Linked DNA regions of Homo sapiens: region 1 is linked to region 2. A link is a loop called in an ENCODE intact Hi-C map of the cell type or tissue named here. Cell type or tissue: pancreas. All regions are shown on one strand. Links, peaks and the distances in the headings refer to the core of each region. The heading gives the core; the rest is flanking DNA.

Evidence for each region. Hi-C counts contacts between places; a loop is a spot of excess contacts. Peaks named below come from ENCODE experiments on the same cell type or tissue, not always from the same donor. Only the 100,000 strongest peaks of a DNase experiment are listed, where the experiment ranks them.
Region 1: a loop joins it to region 2, with 2.2 times the contacts of the local background. A loop is called at or near these places in 41 of 110 quality-filtered maps.

What each region holds. Positions count from the first base shown.
Region 1 is chr6:31,036,840-31,047,826 of GRCh38, forward strand. No RefSeq gene overlaps it. Among named protein-coding and RNA genes, the nearest start is that of MUC22, 32 kb to the left of the region's middle. RefSeq lists a silencer at 933-1,227. In pancreas, for the core only: a CTCF peak has its summit at 6,052; no DNase peak of the experiment used is centred there; H3K4me3 peaks cover 342 bases; H3K27ac peaks cover 976 bases.
Region 2 is chr6:30,920,506-30,931,492 of GRCh38, forward strand. VARS2 (valyl-tRNA synthetase 2, mitochondrial) reads left to right here. Exons shown (of 30, transcript NM_020442.6): 15 at 163-244; 16 at 560-636; 17 at 725-800; 18 at 1,084-1,186; 19 at 1,420-1,490; 20 at 1,611-1,736; 21 at 1,945-2,049; 22 at 2,201-2,269; 23 at 2,393-2,471; 24 at 2,599-2,726; 25 at 2,848-3,000; 26 at 3,849-4,055; 27 at 4,769-4,880; 28 at 5,039-5,214; 2 more. The coding sequence ends at 5,705. It overlaps SFTA2 (surfactant associated 2), which reads right to left. Exons shown (of 3, transcript NM_205854.3): 3 at 10,848-10,987. The coding sequence ends at 10,983. Among named protein-coding and RNA genes, the nearest start is that of SFTA2, 6.2 kb to the right of the region's middle. RefSeq lists enhancers at 1,178-1,759, 1,408-2,607, 2,341-2,922. In pancreas, for the core only: no CTCF peak of the experiment used is centred there; DNase peaks (open chromatin) are centred at 4,848 and 6,364; H3K27ac peaks cover 1,489 bases.

The DNA.
Region 1 (10,987 bases), core at 1,999-9,998, 120 kb after region 2:
CAAGGGTGTATAGATATGTAAAACTTCATTAAAATGTGCACATGAGATCTGTGCACTTTATGGTATGTAAGTTATGTCTCAATTTGAAAAATGAAAAAGATATTCTGAGGCTATTTTCTCAGCATATTATGATTTCCTTGGTCAGAGAATGTGGTTGGAGACACATGACGATAAATGAGGCATTTGGTAAGCCCAAAGACAGTGGTGCTGCAGGAAGCATTGTGTGCAAGGGAGGCAAGCAGCTATTTTCAATGAGGACAAATCACCTCTCTCTTTAGGTTGAAATAGGTCTGATATAATTAATCTGCCATTCTCTCTGGAGAATGGTGCCACATAACGGGGCCAACACTGATCTCTGCTGTTAGCAGTTGAGGCACTCAGCCATGGATTATCTGTCCAGCTTGGCCTTGGTGAGGGGAAGGCCAGCTCACTGAGCCTTGCATACGCTTCATCCCTGCCAGCCTGTCTGCTTTGTCCATGTCCCTGCTGAGCGAGCACTAGAGCAGCTGGAAAAAGAGATTGGCTGACGTCTGCAGAATGGATCGCTTGGTCAACCTCATCATGGAAGATTTCCTCTGTAGTGAACGCCCATTGGTGAACAGTCACATGGGATGCACATACTCTCACCATCTGTGCCCTTCCCAAGAGACTCGTCCACCTTCCTCTTTCCCAGACTTCCTTGTCATCAATTCACCATGTCTTTCCTCACCCTGAGTTATCTAGCCAAACTGTTAGCCACTGCCTATTGATCAGGGTTAACTGTAACTGGTCATCTCTTTGCCCAGGCAAAGTAAACAAAGCAGATGCATTCTTTACAATTCGGATCACTGGGAGAATTTTCCTTCCCCACTGTCCTGCAGGGCTGCCGTGAGTGGGGTGGTAATGCTGCAGCAGCCTGCTCTCTGTGGTGTTAGAATAGCATGCAGAACCACCCACACACCAGAGGAAACCAAATCTTTCCTTTCTCAGTCAACTAGACATAGGAAACCCTTCATGTGACTGTGATTATGGAGAGAGAGGTTAGGAATGTAGCTGGAGATGCCACTGGAGTTACAGCTGCCTACTCATGCCTCTTACTTGTGCCTTGAGGAACTAACTCAGCCAAATTCGCAGGCACCACTTCCATTCAAGGAGGTGAGCACTGCTAAGTATGCCCAGTCTAGTGTGGTGGTGCAGACAACACCCAGTTCATAAAGGGCAGCTCATGTTTCATGAACCCTCGCATGCTGAGGACCCAAGATTAAGTCAGATGCTAGGATGTGGAAGAGGGCTTGCTTTTGCTCCAAAACTCTGGGGACCTGTGCCGTGGCTCTTCTACTAGCTACCCAGTGTCTCCACACAGCTTTCTGATGTACCACAGACATTTTAGGCAACATTGGATCTAGTCAGCAATGTCTCAAGCAGCCTTATGGCCTTGCTTTGGTTCCCACTTGAAAGTGGGGAAATATGCGCAGACGGAGCCTAGAGATGAACTTTGAGTAAGATGTTATTTATGTTCTTTTTTTTTTGAGATGGAGTCTTGCTCTGTCGCCCAGGCTGGAATAGTGGCACGATCTTGGCTCACTGCAACCTCCGCCTCCCGCCTCCCGGGTTCAAGCGATTCTCCTGTCTCAACCTCTCGAGTAGGTGGAACTACAGGCGCCTGCCACCATGCCTGGCTAATTTTCGTATCTTTAGTAGAGCCAGGTTTTTACCTTGTTGGTCAGGCTGGTCTCAAACTTCTGACCTCAAGTAATCCACCTGCCTTGGCCCCACAAAGTGCTAGGATTGCCGGCATGAACCACTGTGCCCGGCCACGTCATTTATGTTCTAAGCCCCATAAGCTCCACCCTGACTTGTAGATCGCAATGATGTCTTGTATGTTACCCTAAAGGTTTGGGTGTTTTCATTTCCCCATTGCACTGTCACGATGATAAATGGCTGAGATTCCTTTTGAAAGCTAGGAGGAAGATTCGCGGCACATCCTGGTGGTGGTGGTGGATCTTGCTGCCTTCCCTTCATTTCTAGGTCTGTGAACAGGTTCGGGCCTGGGAATTAGGTGAGAGTCTGTGGCAACTCAAGTCAGCTCTCTGTTCAACCACCTGGATATTTTCACTTATATAGATCAAGTAAGATTTTAGTGGTTAATTGATTAATGATTAATTAGCCATAGCCAAAGAGCCCTGATTACAGCTCTGGTCGTGATGCCCACATCGATAATCATGCCTGTCTTGTCTCTGGAGGGAAAGCCCTACCACCTACCTACTGTTTCCTGAAGATTCCACCATGCCCACTGAAATCAGGAAGCTCATTTCAATGGTCAGATCATCCACCATTGCATTTAGCAAAGAGCTGCTACAGAGCTTTTCAACGATGCTGGTCCTCTCCCTTCTAATGCCTTGATGAAGACAGTTTCAATGGAACCTTCTGGGAGGACGTAATGAAAGAGTGAGTGAGCAAGTTGCACATATTAAATCCATTCCAACATAACTCTCTTCCTAAGTCTTTTGATTTTTTTCTTCCGCTTATACTAATGAAATACTGGGATCTCAACTTTATTTAGTGTAGGCCACCACTAAGTCCACATTTCAAGCAACCGAGAGAACTATTAGTGCAACTCACACCTACTTGAGCTAATGTTTTGAATCTAGAACATGTGATAAGTTCACCCATGTATTTGTTTTCTATCAGTGATAACTTACTACAAATGCAGCAGCTTAAACCAACACCCATTTATCAGACCACAGTTCTATGAGGCGGGTCTGGGGCCAGCATGACTGACTCCTTTGCTCAGTCTCACAGGTTAAAATGAAGGTGTTAGTTGAGCTGCATCCTCATCTGGAGGCTGGCATCTCTTTCAAGCTCACGTGGTTGTGGCAGAGTCCAGTTCCTTGTGTTTAGAGTTGAGGCCCCTGTTTCCTTGCTCACTGTCATCTATGGTTGTTTTCAGCCCCTAGATCTGACTCAACGCATGGAGCTGGAGGCCACGAGGGGCATTGTAATAGGGCCTGTGGTAGGCAGAATAACAGCCCCTCAAAAACATCCACGTTTCAATTCCCAGAACCTGGAAATATGTTACTTTATATGGCAAAAGGGACTCTGCATGCATGATCGCATTAAGGATCTTGTAATGGGGAGATTATCCTGGATTATCTGTATGGGCCCAATGTGATCACAAAGGTCCTTATAAGAGGGAGATGAGAGGCCGGGCGCAGTGACTCACACCTGTAATCTCAGCACTTAGGGAGGCTGAGGAGGGTAGATCACGAGGTCAGGAGTTCGAGACCAGCCTGGTCAAGATGATGAAACCCTGTCTCTACTAAAAATACAAAATGTAGCCGGGTGTAGTGGTGGGTGCCTGTAATCCCAGCCTCTCAGGGGGCTGAGGCAGGAGAATGGCTTGAACCCAGGAGGTGGAGGTTGCAGTGAGCCAAGATTGCACCACTGCACTCTAGCCTGGGCAACAGGGCAAGACTCAATCTCAAAAAAAAAAAAAAAAAGAGGGAGACAGGAGTCAGAGTCAGAGAGATTTGAAGATGCTGCGATGCAAGCTTTGAAGATGGAAGAAGGGGCCACAAACCAAGGAGTGCTGGAAGCCTCTAGCGGTGGAAAAGGTGAGTAAACAGATTCTTCTCTAGAGCCTCCAGAAGGACCACAGACCAGCTGACACCTTGACTTTAGCCCAGTAAAACCTATTTTAAACTTCCGATCTCCAGAACTGCAAGATAATATATTTGTGCTATCTTCAGCCTGAATTTGTGGTAATTTGTCACGCAGCAATAAGAAACTAATACAGGGCCTGAGGAAAATCTGTGTCCCCTTGCCAAGGGAGTGCTGTGAGGGCGTCACTATAGGGTCTTCAGGCAAGAGAAAGTGACTTCCTCACAGAGGGGAGGAGGGGCTACTTCTGCTGGCAAGGAAAGCTCTGCGGGATTTGGAGGTTCAAAGTTTTTCAGACTCATCAAAATCTACCCAGGTGTCTCCACTCCAATTCTGGGCTTCCGTTAACAAATATTCCAAATGTCACACACGAGACTGGCAAAGATATAAATGCAAGTTGAATATAATTCTCCAATCTGCAGAATCAAACTGTGGGTCTGGTTTTTTCATACATAGTCCCTGTGGCTTTGAGAGATAAGCATGTCTTTTAGAATATTCAGAGAAAGCTCTGTGTTCGCTGGCAATGCCTTGACTGAGGATGCAGCAGAGGGGTCATTTTTTTCCTGTAATCTCCCAGTGCAGCCACCCACAGTCCCGGCAGTCAACACTCCCAGCTTCACGATCTGTCACAGCGACCACCTGGGCTCCCGGCCCTTCCCTTCAACAATTGCTTTATTCCAGGCACCACCACAGGTGATAACTTAAGTCACTTTTTCTATCTTTTGCTGTGTAATACAAAGACTTCATTTTATACTAGCATGAGGTCGCCCCTGCCCTCAAGCCTAATGGGTCAGGGAACCAATCCCAGATTGCCACCTTTGAACGTCAATTTTCTGAAACCTCTTGTTATACCAAATACTGTAACAGTCAGAGTTCACTTATGAAAACAGAAACCACTTTGGATATTTCAAGCATAAAAGGATTTAGTACAAGAAGTAGATGTTTATAAAACCACTCGAAAAGGTGGTGTGCCGCCCATTGCTTCCCATTCTATACACAGTGATTCACGCTGGTCACACGCAGTCAGCTCTGGCGGGTGCATTTGCACCACGAGAAGTGAGTTGTTAAACATTTACCAGCACACACGCTGCAGGGGACCTAAGGAGAGTGATGGCACTGGAAAGAGGAATGCTCCTGCTTCTAATCCTCCTTGATAGAGGCGCTCCCCTTTTGTTTTTGAAGAATTTATAGAAGCTTTTCCACCGGGGAGCTTCAGCTAGGTCTTCTCATCAGTGCTGTGTGCCAGACAAGCCAGATGATCAAGGAAGTACCTACACTTTGGACACTGTCAGTTTGCCTGGGGACTGAGAGCTTACAGTCCAAGCTTGCTTCAACTCTGGCTGAGGCCAACAGAGAGAGCCCAAAGACAACTGAAGGAGCGGCAGAAAACAAATATGGGAACGGGGTAATTGGCTTCCAGTTCCTTCATTCGCAGGTCATGAAAAAAACCTGGGGCTAGACTCCATGAGAGTTTTTTTGTTTTCTGTTTTGTTTGTTTGTCTGTTTGTTTGTTTGAGACTGAGTCTCGCTCTGTCACCCAGGCTGGAGTGCAGTGGCGCGATCTCGGCTCACTACAAGCTCCGCTTCCCAGGTTCACGCCATTCTCCTGCCTCAGCCTCCCGAGTAGCTGGGACTACAGGCGCCCGCCACCACGCCCTGCTAATTGTTTTGTATTTTTCGTAGAGACAGGGTTTCACTGTGTTAGCCAGGATGGTCTCGATCTCCTGACCTTGTGATCCACCCGCCTCAGCCTCCCAAAGTGCTGGGATTACAGGCGCGAGCCACCGTGCCCGGCCTGTTTTCTGTTTTTTTGAGACAGGGTCTTGCTCTGTTGCCCAGGCCCTTGAACTATTCCACTTCCCACTCCTCCCCAGGCCCTTCCTAATGGGACTAAGTCATCCTCCACCCTCACCTACCTTCTGGCTGCTGTACCCTCCTCTCTAAGCTTGGGGATTCTGCCACTGCTCACAGCTGGAAGAACAACAGCCTACATGTCCAGGCCTTGCCCAGTCCAGATGATGCTTTAAAGGCCTTCTTCTTCTTCCTTTTTTTTTTTTTTTTTTTTTGAGATGGAGTCTCACTCTGTTGCCCAGGCTGGAGTGCAATGGCGTGGTCTCAGCTCACTGCAACCTCTGCCTCCTGGGCTCAAGCGATTCTCCCGCCTCAGCCTCCCAAGCAACTGGGACTACAGGCATGTGCCACCACACCAAGCTAATTTTTGTATTTTTAGTAGTGATGGCGTTTCACTATGTTGGCCAGGCTGGTCTCGAACTACTGACCTCGTAATCTGCCTATCTTGGCCTCCCAAAGTTCTGGGATTACAGGCATGAGCCACTGTACCCGCCCTAAAGGCCTTCTTTGAAAGAGAAAAAGAAGAGGTGGCATTCTGTGAAGGAACATCAAGGACCAGACATCCAGCTTCCCCTGCAGCCCAGGTCCCCCTAGCGGTGCTTCTCTTCAGATTGAGGACCTATTCTTTGGAGTTCCGAATTCCTAGTAGTCCAGCCCTCAGATCTCCACCTTGAGACTCCACCCTCAAGATTCTCATTTTCTGCCTTTCCCTTCTAAGGCTTAATCCCATCGGGACTAAGGGAGGAGCCTTCCCTTCCAGCCTCACACAGGCAGACTATCTCAAAAGAAAGAGAAAGCAATTTTCCCTTGCATGCTGGCTGTTTCACTTCCTTCTACTTTTAGGAAATGGTGAGTGATTTTGTTTAAAAGAGAATAATCTTGGAGTTTGAGTAGAGTTTGGGGAAAGTGTTGACAACTTCTGGGACACACACTCTGTCCTTGTTGCCCCCATTCTCTTCAAGGCAGGAGGGATGATTATTTTGCTTCTTTCTCTCCAATGCAACCCAGCATCTGTCCTCCGTTCTGTTCTCAGTGGCAACTCTTCTGCCCAGAAGATGGACCTATTTACTCTATAATACATCATTCCCAGATATAGGCGCATTAGAGTTGGAAGAGAACTTGAATTAGTGTCTGACCACCCGTAATAGGCAGGGATCTATTTCCAGCGTCTCTGACAGCAGTCATCTAGCCTCTAATTAAACACTTCATGAGACATTGCTGTTCCACACTCACGCAGATTTAATTCTCTCTAGAATCTGCCCCAGCATGGCTTTGACTCTTGTGTTTTATGCCCCTGACCAACACAAAACCAGTCTATTCCCTCTCCACAGGCCAGCTTTTCATCTCAACTTCTCACTTAGTTTCTCTCTTGGCTCTGACCCTAACCTAAGGCATCGACACACAGTTTTGGGATTCTTCCCTCAAATCTAAATTGGCAATCCTTATGTTAGTCCAGACAACACCAAGGCAAGAACATATGTGGAGGGTGAAGGGCAGCACCTACATCCAGGGAGAGAACAGGGCCATCGATGAGGAGAGGGTCTATAGGGATCTGGGAGGTCAAGGGCTTGGTTGTTAATGGGATGGAAAATCAGAACAGGGTAGAAAATAGGCATGACAGGGAAAGAAGCTCAGTCTCACCTTAACTCTAACTGATCCAACAAGAAAGCTGAGCCACTTTCCTGAATCCCAGAAGATCTTATTTCTTCAAGCTGACATGACTGATTCTTTACTAGTCCATGTGTCAAGACCATCTGGGGTCCCTTAAACCAGTGGCTCCCAAACTATTTTTTTTTTTTGAGACAGAGTCTTGCTCCGTCGCCCAGGCTGGAGTGCAGTGGCGTGCTCTCAGCTCATTGCAACCTCCACCTTCCAGGCTCAAGCGATTCTCGTGCCTCAACCTCCCGAGTAGCTGGGATTACAGGTGTGCACCACCATGCTTGTCTAATTTTTTTGTATGTGTAGTAGAGACAGGGTTTCTCCATGTTGTCCAGGCTGGTCGAGACTCCTGGCCTCAAGTGATCCTCCTGTCTTGGCCTCCCAAAGTGCTGGGATTACAGGTGTGAGCCACTGCGCCCAGCCCCAAACTTTTGTGTTCAGAAGAATTACCCGATGTAGTAAAAATGCACATCATGGTCCCCTCCCAAACCGATTCCGCTTGATTATCTGCCCCCTAGAGGAAGGGCACAATACTGTTTGGAGAGGAGCTTGATGGGCCTTCAACTTTTCTCTTACGTTCTTTAGTCGGAGAGTATCATGAATAGTTAAAAGAATAACACCATCCCCTGTAAACCCTGGTCTTGTAACTCCCCCATACCTGGGATATGGAATAATGCATGGGTTAAGGGCTTTAGGGGCTGGCTCTGGGGTCAGACTGCCTTGATTTAAATCGTTGTTCCACTACCTACTAACTGTCTGACCTGGAACTAGCTGCTTAACTTCTCTAAACCTCAATTTACCTATCTATAAAATGGGGGTAATATTAGTTTCTATCTCAAGGAGGTATTGTAAGGATTTTAGTACTAATTTATATGTGGCACTTAGCACAGTGCCTGGAATATAGTGAGCATTCTTAAATGACAGCCACTATTATTATCACTAGTATTACTCATAGTAGCGGTAGTGGTGAACAAAACCAAATTTCCAGTGGAGCCAACCAGCCACCCTTTCTTAACCAGCTGTAACTTCCAGTGAAATCACCACGATCATCCCCCCAGATTAACCCCACCTTCCAGTGGAATCACTGTGACCACCCCTCCAGGATCAACCACACCATCCAGCGAAATTACTGTGAACACTGCCCTGGACCAACCACACCTTCCAGTGGAATCACCATGACCACCCCTCCAGGATCAACCACATTATCCAGCAGAATCACCGTGACCACGCTCCCTGGACCAACCACACCTCCCAGTGGAATCACTACAACCCCCCTGCCCTGGGTCCACTATATCTTCCAGTGGAACTAACACAACAACCGCAACCTCCAGTGTCACCAGCACAAGTGCAGCCCCTCCAGGGAATGAGGGAAGGTCTAATGGATGCCTGAGGCTGTGGGAAGTCATCCTAGTCACTCTGGCCTTGGTTGCAATGGCTGTGATTCTCTTCACAGGGCTCTTTTATTTCATGAGTGCCTGATGTGTGGGAAATCCTTTTTCTGAGGGAGGGAGTGCAGGGAACTGAGGAGGGAAGCAGGGTAGAGAGAGTAGGGTCATTGTGTGGCTAATAGGGAATGAGAAATCAGGAGAGGGACAAAGCAAGACAGAGACAGCAGGTGAGAACCAGCAAGAGAGAGGGCTAGAAAAGCTGGTACATGTTCAGAGGAAATTGATGAGGAGAGAAGGGGCCAAAGGAGTACTGAGGCTGGGGAGGCCGAATGGGGAGTGGGGACACGTGGGATGGGAGAGCACTGGAAGAGGGGCATAACTCTGAACCATCCATCCTTTTGTTTTCTAGAGAAACTCTCTGTGCCTAAGAAACCTCTTCACCAAAGATCTTCACATCCCAAACCTTGGTCCATGTCCTCAAGGATATCATGGAGTCCAAGATGGGTCAAGTGAGACTGAAACGGATTTTAGAGACCAGTGTTCTCCCACAGGCATGGAGCTGATGAGGAGACACAGTGTCCCTAAAGGCAGGCACTTCACTGTCCTCAGGGTGGGGAGGACCAGCGGTCTCGGTTTTCCTCACTTGCCCCCAGGGCTGCTCCTCCCAGCTCTGCTCCAGCCCCTGACACTCCTACCTTCTGTTTAGTTCTCCCAGACCTGAAACAGGAGGCTATCGCTAGTGCTGAATGATTAAATAAGTGCATCTGCTCTATGTGACAGCCAGACTGTGGGTGTGTGCTTGTATATTGCTGTGAAGAGAGGTTTCCTATATCATGAGGACACTCTTTCGCTGTGACCTCCCAGTTCTCAAATCCTAGCATGAAATCCAGAGACCTCACATCTGTCCCATTTTCTTCCCCACTCCTTCCCTGCTCCCCGAGGCCTCTGGGTCGATGGAAGAACGGAGTCAGGAGAGATGGGGGAAGGCAGGTGCTGGTCTTTACAGACGTGTGTTGCATGGCAGGAAAACAGCCTCTGCGTGAGCCTAGAACATGAACTGGAGGAAAGTGATCCTGTTTTCATGTTGTGAGGTAGGAAAGAGCTTGCTACTGGGGCCACCCTTAGACATGGCCACTTTTCCTGGCCACTCACGTCTGCTCTGGGCTGCAGGTGTGAGTTGCCACCTTTCTCTCCTGTGGGCTCCCAGCCCAGCAACTGTCCTGGGCAGGGAGAATGTGCTCCCAGTTTTTGCAAGGGCAGGACTGGCTTGCCCTGCTACGGTCTAGATCCTCAGCAGCTCCCCCAAAACCAGGCCTCAGAGGGCACACATGCCAGTGTCAGCACCATGCTCAGGCCTGGTCCCACCCAGGCTTCTGGTGCAACTTGCTCTCGCACTCGCACACGCACCCCACTGATTCTTCCTCCCTGTGAATCACTCGCCTCTGCTTTATCAGTTTCACCCTCTGCTAAGTCTCTTCAGCTTCTGGGATTCTCCTGGGTCTTTGGGAGAGCCTTAACAGGACCAAGCTGTTTCTCTAAGAACATTTTACAATATGATGAACAAAACTGTTTTTAGGCTGGGTGCGGTGGCTCATGATGCCTGTAATCTTAGCATTTTGGGAGGCTGAGGCGGGCGGATCGCCTGAGGTCAGGAGTTCAAAACCAGCCCTGCCAACATGGCAAAACCCCGTCTCTACTAAAAATACAAAAATTAGCCGGGTGTGGTGGCACATGCCTGTAGTTTCAGCTACTCGGGAAGCTGAGGTGGGAGGATTGCTTGAACCTGGGAGGCGGAGGTTGCAGTGAGCAGAGATTGCGCTACTGCACTCCACTGTGGGCAACAGAGAAAGACTCTGTCTCCAAAACAAAACAAACAAAAAACATAACAACAACAACAAAATCTATTTTTAACAGATGCAAGAGAGTATCTACTGTACAATTTATTTGCATGAAATTCAACAATAGGCAAAACTAATCTATGGTGGCAGAGATCAGATCTCCTATGAGGGTGAGGGTTTTTAGGAAGGGGGCACTTTCTGGGTGATAGGAATGTTTTCTATATCAACTGGTCTGTTGGTTACACAGGTAAATACACTTGTCAAAACTCAGCTAACAGCTGGGTGTGGTGGCTGACGCTTGTAATTCCAGCACTTTGGGAGGCTGAGGTGAAAGGATTGCTTCAGCCCAAGAGTTTGAGACCAGCCTGGGCAACATGGCAAGACCTCATCTCTACAAAACATACAAATATTAGTCGGGTATAGTAATGCACACCTGTAGTTCTAGCTACTTGGGAGGCTGAGGTGGGATGATTGCTTGAGCCCAGGAGGTCAAGGCTGCAGTGAGCCGTGATGGTGCCACTGCACTCCAACCCGGGCAACAGAGTGAGACCCTGTCTCAAAAAAACAAAACAAAACAAGAAACCTCCACTAACTGAATTCTTAAGATCTGTG
Region 2 (10,987 bases), core at 2,038-10,037:
TAGGATGGGCTCTGCACCCCTCCGTTAGAATACGAGCTCCGTGTCGGTTTTATTCGCTATTGTATCCTCAGTACCAAGGGCCTGGCATGGCATGGGGTCTTGTGCCCCTGGGAGAAGTCACAGGGCCGGAAGAGCAGTGGACTCACCCTGTCTCTCTTTCAGCCGTTCTGGGGATGTGATAGAATACCTGCTGAAGAACCAGTGGTTTGTCCGCTGCCAGGAAATGGGGGCCCGAGCTGCCAAGGTGAGGCTGCAGTGTAGGAAGGACTGGGGCCAGGGGTTGGGGGAGCTCCCTGAGAATTGGAATGAAGAAATGGGAAGCAGGAGACCTCCTGCCCTGAAGACCTCTCCAGCTGTGGTAACTGAGAGGATGTGTGGGATGGAGGCTGGGCGGCCCAGCAAGGGCTGGCTCATATCCTTACTCAAGCCCAGAATCTTGGCAAGAGGCTTGGGAGGTCCTTTCTGAGTTTTAAAATGACCTCAGAGGCCACTCGTCCTATCTGTGGAGGTGCGGCCGTGCAGGAAGGGCAACATTGTCTAAAGTCCCCTTTCTCTCCAGGCTGTGGAGTCGGGGGCCCTGGAGCTCAGTCCCTCCTTCCACCAGAAGAACTGGCAGCACTGGTTTTCCCATATTGGGTAAGGGTAGGGTAAGGGGAGCTCTTGTGGAGATGGGGAGGGGGGACTGACTGGTTATTCTAAGACTTCACGAATGTCCTCCCGGCAGGGACTGGTGTGTCTCCCGGCAGCTGTGGTGGGGCCATCAGATTCCAGCCTACCTGGTTGTAGAGGACCATGCGCAGGTGGGTAGGAAGAAGCACCCGGAGGGCCGAGTGTGGCACAGAGCACCTAGCCCAGGAGTCAGAGCTCCGCAGGGCCAAGTCCCGCTCCTGCCTGGTCATGTGCTTCATGCTCATAGTCATGTAACCTTCTGCGCGATCAAGGCTCCCTGAAGTGGCATTTCTTTATCTCACCCCTGGGGGAACCTGGCCACTCTAAGACCACATGAGGACGTGAAAACCAAGTGACATTTACACCTGTCAGCTGTTCTTCCTCACTCTCCCCAACCCCTTCCTACTTTTGCAGGGAGAAGAGGACTGTTGGGTGGTTGGGCGGTCAGAGGCTGAGGCCAGAGAGGTAGCAGCGGAACTGACAGGGAGGCCAGGGGCAGAGCTGACCCTGGAGAGGGGTGAGTGCCTGAGCTGGGGAGGGATGTACAGGGGAGCGGGGGCCTGGGCATCTGGGCCTTTGAGGGGAACAGATCCCAAGATACAGAAGGTAGGGTCAGGAAAGTTGGGAATGGAGCCAAAGGGGACAGCCCTGGTCTCTGGGGGTGGGGGTTGGCCTAGAATGGTGGCAGCAGTGGTCTGAGGTCCTAGAAGCCAAGGTTCCAACTGTCCCCATTCTTTTTCTGTTTCCCAGATCCTGATGTCCTAGACACATGGTTTTCTTCTGCCCTGTTCCCCTTTTCTGCCCTGGGCTGGCCCCAAGAGGTGAGGTGGGTTGAGAGGGCGAAAGTGAAGGGGAAACGATAAGGAAGGGATGGCTGGGCCCCCACAGAGGCTTGAGGGGGGCCTGGGGCCTGGGCCTCTTACTGCTCCTCTTCCCCCTAGACCCCAGACCTTGCTCGTTTCTACCCCCTGTCACTTTTGGAAACGGGCAGCGACCTTCTGCTGTTCTGGGTGGGCCGCATGGTCATGTTGGGGACCCAGCTCACAGGGCAGCTGCCCTTCAGCAAGGTAAGAGCCCTTCAGTGCCCTGCCGCTTTCTGTGACTCCAGTGTTCCCCAAACCTTGTCCTCCCTTCTAACCCCTAATGTGGTCCTTTCCACGTTGCTGATTCCTTTTTCCTAATTCACTTCCTACCCTACCCCCAAAAGTATGGAGGCCAGAGATCCCAAGGCACCTCCAAGGAAACCCCCCTCTGTTGACCCCTCCCTGCCCCCAGGTGCTTCTTCATCCCATGGTTCGGGACAGGCAGGGCCGGAAGATGAGCAAGTCCCTGGGGAATGTGCTGGACCCAAGAGACATCATCAGTGGGGTGGAGATGCAGGTGAGGACGAAGCACCCACTAGAGGGACAAGGTTTGCAGGGTTTGCAGGAGAGAGGAAGGCAGGCTGAGGGAGGAGTGAGGCCAGCAGGTGTGACCCTTATAGAGGCAGGGCCTTCGACCTGGGTCGTGAATTGCCCCCTTCCATCCCCAGGTGCTGCAGGAAAAGCTGAGAAGCGGAAATTTGGACCCTGCAGAGCTGGCCATTGTGGCTGCAGCACAGGTGAGTCATCGCTGCCTGCCCCCCACCAGCTCTAGCTCACCACCTCTGGCTTCCTCTGCAACCCAGGTCCTGGCCCTGCAGCCACAAAGGCATCTGCCACCCTTCTTCTTCCTCTGGTTGCAGAAAAAGGACTTTCCTCACGGGATCCCTGAGTGTGGGACAGATGCCCTGAGATTCACACTCTGCTCCCATGGAGTTCAGGGTAAGCCTGGGCGAGGGGTGTCGGGGTGAGCAGAGGGCAGCGGGCACCTGTGCAGGGGCAGGGCAGGGGCAGGACTTCTGGTGCTGCTGCCACCTACATGCAGACTACCTCGATTCTTCCCTTCCAGCGGGCGACTTGCACCTGTCAGTCTCTGAGGTCCAGAGCTGCCGACATTTCTGCAACAAGATCTGGAATGCTCTTCGCTTTATCCTCAATGCTTTAGGGGAGAAATTTGTGCCACAGCCTGCTGAGGAGGTAAGAGAAAACAGAGGTGCTTGGGAGTAGGGTAGTCAGGTGTCAGAGGGCCAAGGTGGCATCTGGAAGGAAAGGAGGCAGGGGAGGGGGAGTCAGGCCATCCTGCCCCCTCTGCCTGCAGCTGTCTCCCTCCTCCCCGATGGATGCCTGGATCCTGAGCCGCCTTGCCCTGGCTGCCCAGGAGTGTGAGCGGGGCTTCCTCACCCGAGAGCTCTCGCTCGTCACTCATGCCCTGCACCACTTCTGGCTTCACAACCTCTGTGACGTCTACCTGGTGAGTGAGGCTGGGGGAGGCTTGGTATTCCCATGCCTGCTTCTAATTCCTCTGGAAATTTCCAAGGCAGAGAGCTCTGGAGTTAATAAGTTCCCAATTGTCCCCTCAGTTAGGAGAGGAGAGGAGACGAGGGAGTCTCAGTTCCCCTCTTCCTGGGACTGGTTTTGGCAGTGCAGCCCAGGCACTGTTGCCTGCCTGTCACCTGGGGAGAGGAGGAGGAGGGAGACTTCTAGAAATGTCTGACAAGTCGGTGTCAGAAGGCAGAGGGGAATTTTTTCAGTCCCTGTAGTTGCTGAGTTTGGCCCATGGGCAGGCTGCGTGCTGAGAGAGGCCTGGGAGGGACTAGCAGCGGTCTTTAGACCAGGGGTTCTCACGCTGTCCTACGTCCAAAGCACCTGGAGGGCTTGTTGACGGTGGATCCCCCCCGCTCCACTGCCACCCCAGAGTGGCTCCTTTAGCAGGTTGGGGTGGGGGTGGGTGGTGTAATGAATATTCATTTCTTGTCCCAAGTGGTGCTGCTGCTGCTGGCTGTGGACCACTGCCCTAGCTCAGCCTTTTAAAAACCTCTGTCCCCTGTTGATAAGCAAAAAACTCAATGATTTTTTTCCCTAAACTACATGTTTCCCTGGAAATCCTGTCCCTGTGTACTGCAGAGAATTGCTGTCCTGGAGTCCCCTTCTTTGTGCTGAGTGTGTCCTGGGACTGTGGATCATATCAGAAGTGCTAAGTGCTTCTGCCTGTCCCTCTCTCCCAGGACCCATGGCCTGCCCCACTGGCGGGTAGCAGTGGCTGTAGGGAGGAGGGCTGTGGCCCTGGACCTGTCCTCTGACCATTGGCTTCCTCTCCAGGAGGCTGTGAAGCCCGTGCTGTGGCACTCGCCCCGCCCCCTGGGGCCCCCTCAGGTCCTGTTCTCCTGCGCTGACCTCGGCCTCCGCCTCCTGGCCCCACTGATGCCCTTCCTGGCTGAAGAGCTCTGGCAGAGGCTGCCCCCCAGGCCTGGTTGCCCCCCTGCCCCCAGCATCTCGGTTGCCCCCTACCCCAGCGCCTGCAGCTTGGTGAGTCCCAAGCACCTTGGAGTGGGTCTGTGGGTGAATGGGGGGGAGCACCTTCTGAAGGGGTTTGCTGCAGGGGGCTCATCTGCAGGAATGGTTCGTACTTTACTGTGGAGCCCTGGGGAAGATGGATTGTTCCTGCAGGGTTGCTGCGATGACCCTAGGGTCTTGAGGGACAGTATTAGCGTAGTGCTCAAGAGCAGGACTCTGTTGCTAGACTGCTATTTTTGAGCTGTGTGATCGAGCCTCAGTTTCCCGCATGTTTAAACTAGGAACAGTAATAGTATATGTTATGGTTGTGATGAGGGTTGGATAAGTTAGTAATAGGGTGTCCCCAAAATCTCAGTGCAGCTTTAATAACTTCAGAAGGATAAATGCTATGAACTCACCCAAAAATTATTTTAAAATTTAACTATTTAAATTTATACTTATTTGGTTTTGAGTTTTGACTAATTCATTTTAAATTCTAATTTATTTTTGGTTGGCCATTTCAATCACAGCAACTAAACAGGCATCAAACACTGATCATCTAAAACCTCTTAAATGACGCCTCACTTTTTGTCATGTTCCTTGAGATAGTGGATTTTCTGTGGTGCTGAGGACAGATCTCATTGCCCTAAGGAGATGGGGTGGATGGGTCGAGAAGAGAGCCAGCAGGGTTGGTACTGAGTCTCCCAGGAGCCCCTTTGCCAATTCTGGGTCCCCCCCATTGCCAGGAGCACTGGCGCCAGCCAGAGCTGGAGCGGCGCTTCTCCCGGGTCCAAGAGGTCGTGCAGGTGCTAAGGGCTCTCCGAGCCACGTACCAGCTCACCAAAGCCCGGCCCCGAGGTGAGGCAAGGCGGGTCCTGGGCTCGGATCCCTGCAGGAAAAGGGGGCTGGTGGGGAAAAGAGCAGAGCCTGAAGGGCCAACCCCCCCGTTAGGAGGTGCAGGGTAGGAAGGGAGGCAGGAGCTGAGGCCTTGCCCCTGACAGTTTCTTTCTTTCCAGTGCTGCTGCAGAGCTCAGAGCCTGGGGACCAGGGCCTCTTCGAGGCCTTCTTGGAGCCCCTGGGCACCCTGGGCTACTGTGGGGCTGTGGGCCTGTTACCCCCAGGCGCAGCAGCTCCCTCCGGCTGGGCCCAGGCTCCACTCAGTGACACGGCTCAAGTCTACATGGAGCTGCAGGTGACCAGAGGGGATGGGGAGGGTTAGGGCAGGCTTGGGAAGCATGCTGGGAGGAAGGGAGGGGCTGGGCTCTATAAAGTAGGGGAAGGGACCTTCTAATGGAGGATGGAGGCCTGGCAGCAGGCGGATGTCTGAGCCTTTTCTCCCTGTTCTTCCCCAGGGCCTGGTGGACCCGCAGATCCAGCTACCTCTGTTAGCCGCCCGAAGGTACAAGTTGCAGAAGCAGCTTGACAGCCTCACAGCCAGGACCCCATCAGAAGGGGAGGCAGGGACTCAGAGGCAACAAAAGGTAAGGCTGAGGGAGGCCCCCAGAAGGCTCCACCCCTGAGGGAATGTGGGCCAGGAGGGGCCTCATTCCTGGATCCTCACCTCCTTTTCTCCTCGTCCAGCTTTCTTCCCTCCAGCTGGAATTGTCAAAACTGGACAAGGCAGCCTCTCACCTCCGGCAGCTGATGGATGAGCCTCCAGCCCCAGGGAGCCCGGAGCTCTAACTCATCATCCCCATCAGTTTTCCTCCCTCTCAGACCTGTCTTTGAGGACAAACAGATTTGTCAGCTGTCAGGGTGCAGTGGGACGTCAGAGACTATGTGGTCCATCGCCTTCATTGTGTAAATGAGGACACAGACTGGCTTGGTCGCAGTGACTGTGGTGTCCTTGAGATGCTCACATTACTGCCCGGCCTGCCTCCCACCTGGAAGTCTGGGAATGAGGAGATTGAGATAAACTTTTGAAATCCCAAACATGTCTGTTTATGGCTCTTTGGTCCCCTTTGCTCCCAGTGGTGACTTTTGTGCTTCTGAGTTGTCCCCTGAGAGCTTGGTCTGGGAAAAGAGGAGGAGGGGTCCTCGCTGGAGGAAGAGGAACTTTCTAGTCATGGGTAGGGTATGGGCACAGTGGTTCCGGTTCTACCTACTTTCTGGACTAACTGACAGTGCCCTGGCTTTTGCAGGCTCTTTCTCCTCCACTTCTCACTAAATGGAAGCTTCCCCGCTCCTTGGCTGTATCCCTAGAGGTGCTGAGAGAAGTAGGACTTCCTCCAGACCTGATGGGCTGCAGGCTGTGCTGCAGATGGTGTGCCCCCACCTTCTGTGCTCTGACACCTGAGTGCCCAGCCTCTGAGTTACACATTCACAGCACAGCCAGCCACCTTACCCACGCCAAACACCATCTCATCTCCATGGAATTCAAGGGCCTGGCCCTTCCACGCCCAGAGTACATTCTGTCCAGCAGCTCTGAGTAGCCTGTCCTGGGCTGGGTCCTCTGTGGTGCTAGATGTACAATGCCATTTAATCCTACTGAAAACCTCATGAGGCGGGTGTTAGCTCCATTTTGGAGATTTTTATTTTTACTTTATTTTTGGGACAGGGTCTCGCTCTGTTGCTCAGGCTGGAGTGCAGTGGCATAATCATGGCTCACTGTAGCCTCAACCTCCAGGGCTCTAGTGATCCTCCTGCCTCAGACTTCTGAGTAGCTGGGACCACAGGTGTGCACCACTGTGCCCTGCTACTTTTTTTTTTTTTTTTTTTTTTGGAAACGGAGTCTTGCTTTGTCACCTAGGCTGGAGTGCACTGGTGAGATCTTGGCTCACTGCAACCTCTACCTCTCTGGTACAAGTGATTCTCCTGCCTTAGCCTCTTGAGTAGCTGGGATTACAGTTGTCTGTCACCACGCCCAGCTAAATTTTTTTTGTATTTTTAGTAGAGACAAGGTTTCACCATGTTGGCCAGGCTGGTTTTGAACTCCTGACCTCAAGTGATCTGCCTGCCTCGGCCTCCCAAAATGCTTGGATTACAGGCATGAGCCACCATGCCCAGCCCTGCCCTGCTAATTTTTAAAATTGTTCTGTAGAGATAGGGTTTTGCCATGTTGGCCAGGGTGGTCTTGAACTTCTGGGCTCAAATAATCCACCTGCCTTGGCCTCCCAAGGTGTTGGGATTACAAGCATAAACCACTGCGCCCAGCCCCCATTTTGGAGATGAAGACGTGTGCTCAGAGAAAAGTCTCCACTGGGACCTAACCCAATAAATTAGGTGCAGGCTCTTTCTGGCTGCTGTAACTAAACTTCAAATATAATGGTGGCTTAGATGAGGTGGATGTTTCTTCTGCTGGGCATAAGTAGTGCAGAGATCTGCAATAATGGGAGCCCACACCTCCTTCAATCTTATTTTCCTGCCATTCTGATGCATTGTCAAACTTCATGTCCAAGGTCTGCACCAGCTCCCATCACCGTGTCTGCATTTCCACCCAGAGGGAGGAGGGAAAGAAGGGGATGGGCAGTTTTCTTTTTCTTTTTACTCTGTTTCAGCAAGGTGTTTTTTTTTTTTTTTTTTTTTTTTTTTTGAGCACCTGCTATGGATGGGCTGGGCCTTATTCTGGACACTTAGATTCATCAGTGAGTGAAACAAAATTCTGTGCCCTTGTAGTACTTTCCTTCTAGCAGGACAGTCAGAAATAACATACAAATGAGTGAACGATATACTATGTTTGAATGTCATGAATGCAGGGGAGGGAAAAAGGATAGAACAAGGTAAGGGGACTCTAATGTGTTTGTGTGGCGGGGGGCAGGTTGTACTTTTAAATAGTGGGTCAGGGCAGAACTCACTGTAAAGGTGAGGTTTAAGCAAAGGCTTGTAGGAGGTATAGGAAGAGCGTTCCAGACAAAGGGAAGGGCCAGAGGAAAACAGATAGAGGCATGGTCAGACAGCTCGAGGAGTAGCCTGGAGACCAGTGTGGTGGGGCAGAGTGAGAAGGGGAGGATGGTGGGAGGTGGAGAAACAGAGGTGAGGGTGGGGAATTGGTGGGGGGTAGGGAAGACTCAAGGCGGACAATCTGGGGCTTGTGTCCAAAATGGTAGCCAGTTGGCTACCTAAAGCATTAAATAAAATAAAAACGTTCAGTTTCTTAGTCGTACTTGCCATATTTCAAGTGTTTTGGTAGTTGCATGTGGCCAGTGGCTACTATGTTCGTCAGCACGGTTATAAAACATTTCCATCATCACAGAAAGTTCTATTGGAAAGCACTGATCTAAGACCTTATAGGCTGTTTCAAGAACTTTGCTTTTCCTCCTCTGAAATGGAAGCTCCTTTCTTTTCAAGGATACTACCAGAAAGTTGCCCACCTCCTTTCTACTTGCATCCTATTGGACAGAACGTGATCACATGGCCACAGCTAGCTGCAAGGGAGGCTGGGAAATGTAATGATCCACATGCTGAGTTGAAATCTACATGACTATCCAAAAGGAGGAGGATGGCTGTTAGGGGGGCCAGTTAGCAGTCTCTGCCACCCCCAGGTCTGGTGAACCCCAAAGCACTCTTCACTGCACTGCTCTGTTTTGAGCCTTGGGAGACAATTCTTTGAGAAAAATAATCTGGAAATCACATCCTGGTGATCTCAGGCCCTGAAGTCTAGGAACCAGGTTGAGGTGCATTTAGCTGTCTGCTCTACCAACCTCTTGGACATTCAGATATCCAGTCCCCCAACTTGTTTGGGGATCCTCACAGCTGCCCCATGGGCGTCACCTGCCCATTACTGCAGGCTAGGGGCAAGTCATAAAATACTAGTCTCCTTTGGAGCCCCCTGCTACCTCTCCTTGGGGGCTAATTGTCCCAGGACAGTTGTGAAGGAAGGTAGACCAATTTTTTAAGTGTTTTTTTTCCACCCTGCCATTTTCTATGCTCCCCTCATCTTCAGTGATGCTCCATACTGAACTCTTGTTGTCTTCTGTCTCCAAAGGAGTCAGTCTCCAATTTCATATGGAGATAATGGAGGGTTGTGTAGGTGTGGGGGGCAGAGTGGGTACCACAGAGGACAGAGAGCAATCCTATCAGTACCCCCCACTGCTCAAGTCTGAGCTGCAAGTTTGTGTTTTGAGAGCTGGTGAGAAGTCAATTTTTTTTTTTTTTTTTTTTTTTTTGAGACAGAGTCTTGCTCTGTAGTCCAGGCTGGAGTGCATGGTCTTGGCTCACTACAGCCTCTGCTTCCCAGGTTCAAGCAATTCTGCCTCAGCTCCCCGAAGTAGCTGGGACTACAGGCACATGCCACCATGTCCAGCTAATTTTTGTGTTTTTAGTAGAGATGGCGTTTCACCATGTTGGCCAGGCTGGTCTTGAACTCCTGACCTCAGGTGATCCACCTGACTTGGCCTCCCAAAGTGCTGGGATTACAGGCGTGAGTGAGCCACTGCGCCTGGCCAAGATAATCTTGAGAAGGTGGTCAGGAGTGCCTGCCTCAGAAATCAGCATAAGGAGGACCCTGAACCCCAGGGGACTAGGAGTTATATGTTGGGACCAGGTTTCCATCCTAACAGCAATCCCTACCATCCTGCCGACGACCTATAAGACAGGCTGTGATATGTCCCTAAGTAGCTTCCCTGTGTGATCCTCACAACAACCTGATGGTGCAGGAATAATGAGAAAAACTCAGAATTGTGTAAAAACAAAACAAAACAACAACAACAAAAACCTTCCCCCAAACTGGGAGGGAGCTGAGAGGCCAAAAAGTGACTCAGACAAGTCCAGCTTGGTGAGTAGATGAGTTTTTTAGGACTTACATACAAGGCACTCCTGGATGGCAGCAGGACAGCTTTAGAGATCCGTGCTGCCTCCCATGCTAAAGCTGCTTTCAAGCTAATTTTCTGACTCTGCCGACTGTGTGTGTGCGAATGGACTGTTTTCCTTGGTGGGTTCCCAGATACTCTCCGGGATGTTTGGGTTCTCAGGGACACCTGCTCCTCGGCCAGGCACCGTGACCTTGGCTCGCCACCTGGCCTTCAGGATTCAGGCAGTGGCATACACCGTTAAGTAACCTGGTAGGGGACCTGTCACACTACAGCAGGTACCATCATTGTTCCCATTTTGCGAGTGAAGAAATGGAGGCTCCAAGAGGATAAGAAACATGCCCAGGAATTCACATGTGGGCTGGTGTCACCTCATACTCACATGGTTAACCAGGACAGGCTCAGCTTGCACCTGGCCTCTCCTCCCCAGCACTTGCGCCTGGCTGGGCATCCTCTCACAAGCTGAACCCGTCATCTCTCACCTGAGTGCCCACCCACCTCCCACCCCAATTACCTGTGTGGATCCATGGGCCAGGGGAACCATGTCCTGGGGGTGTTCTGCCTATGTCTCTTTCTTTGGTTTTTGAGCCCCTGGCCCCAATGCTTAAGCAAAGGGAAATGAAATAAAAATCTTGCTTAAACCAAGACCTCTGTCTAGTGCCTGACTTCTCCACTGCTATTAGATCTCAGGTGAGTGACTTGCCCTCTCTGAGCTTCAATTTCCTTATCTGTAAAATAGGATAATGATACCTAGTATGCCACATTCAAGACTGCTGCAAGCATCGAAATAGGGATGCAGGAGAAAAGCAGGACTTCAATAAATGTTGCTTCTCTTTATTCCCAGGTGTTCCAAAGATCTCAATTTGGTGTGTGTTCCTATGCATGCGTATATGTGTGTGGTGTGTGTGTCCCCAAACAACTCCCCAGATGCCTTGTAGGCCTGTGACACTGGTGTTGAGGGAGACATTGTCCATCCCTGGAACCCTCTGCTCAACAGGGGGACAGTCAGAGACTTGAGCATCCAACCCCCACTTCCTGCCAGCTCTGTGCTCAGGGACCCACAGAGTCAAGCAAGTTATTGAATTCAGCATACCGAATTTTATTTATTGCCGCTCAGGAGGGTGGGGGCCTGCTGAAAGACAGGGTCGGGGCCTGCCTCCTGCATCCCCGGCCCAAAAGCCCGGGCCAAGAAGGACACAGGCTTCAATGGCTGTCATG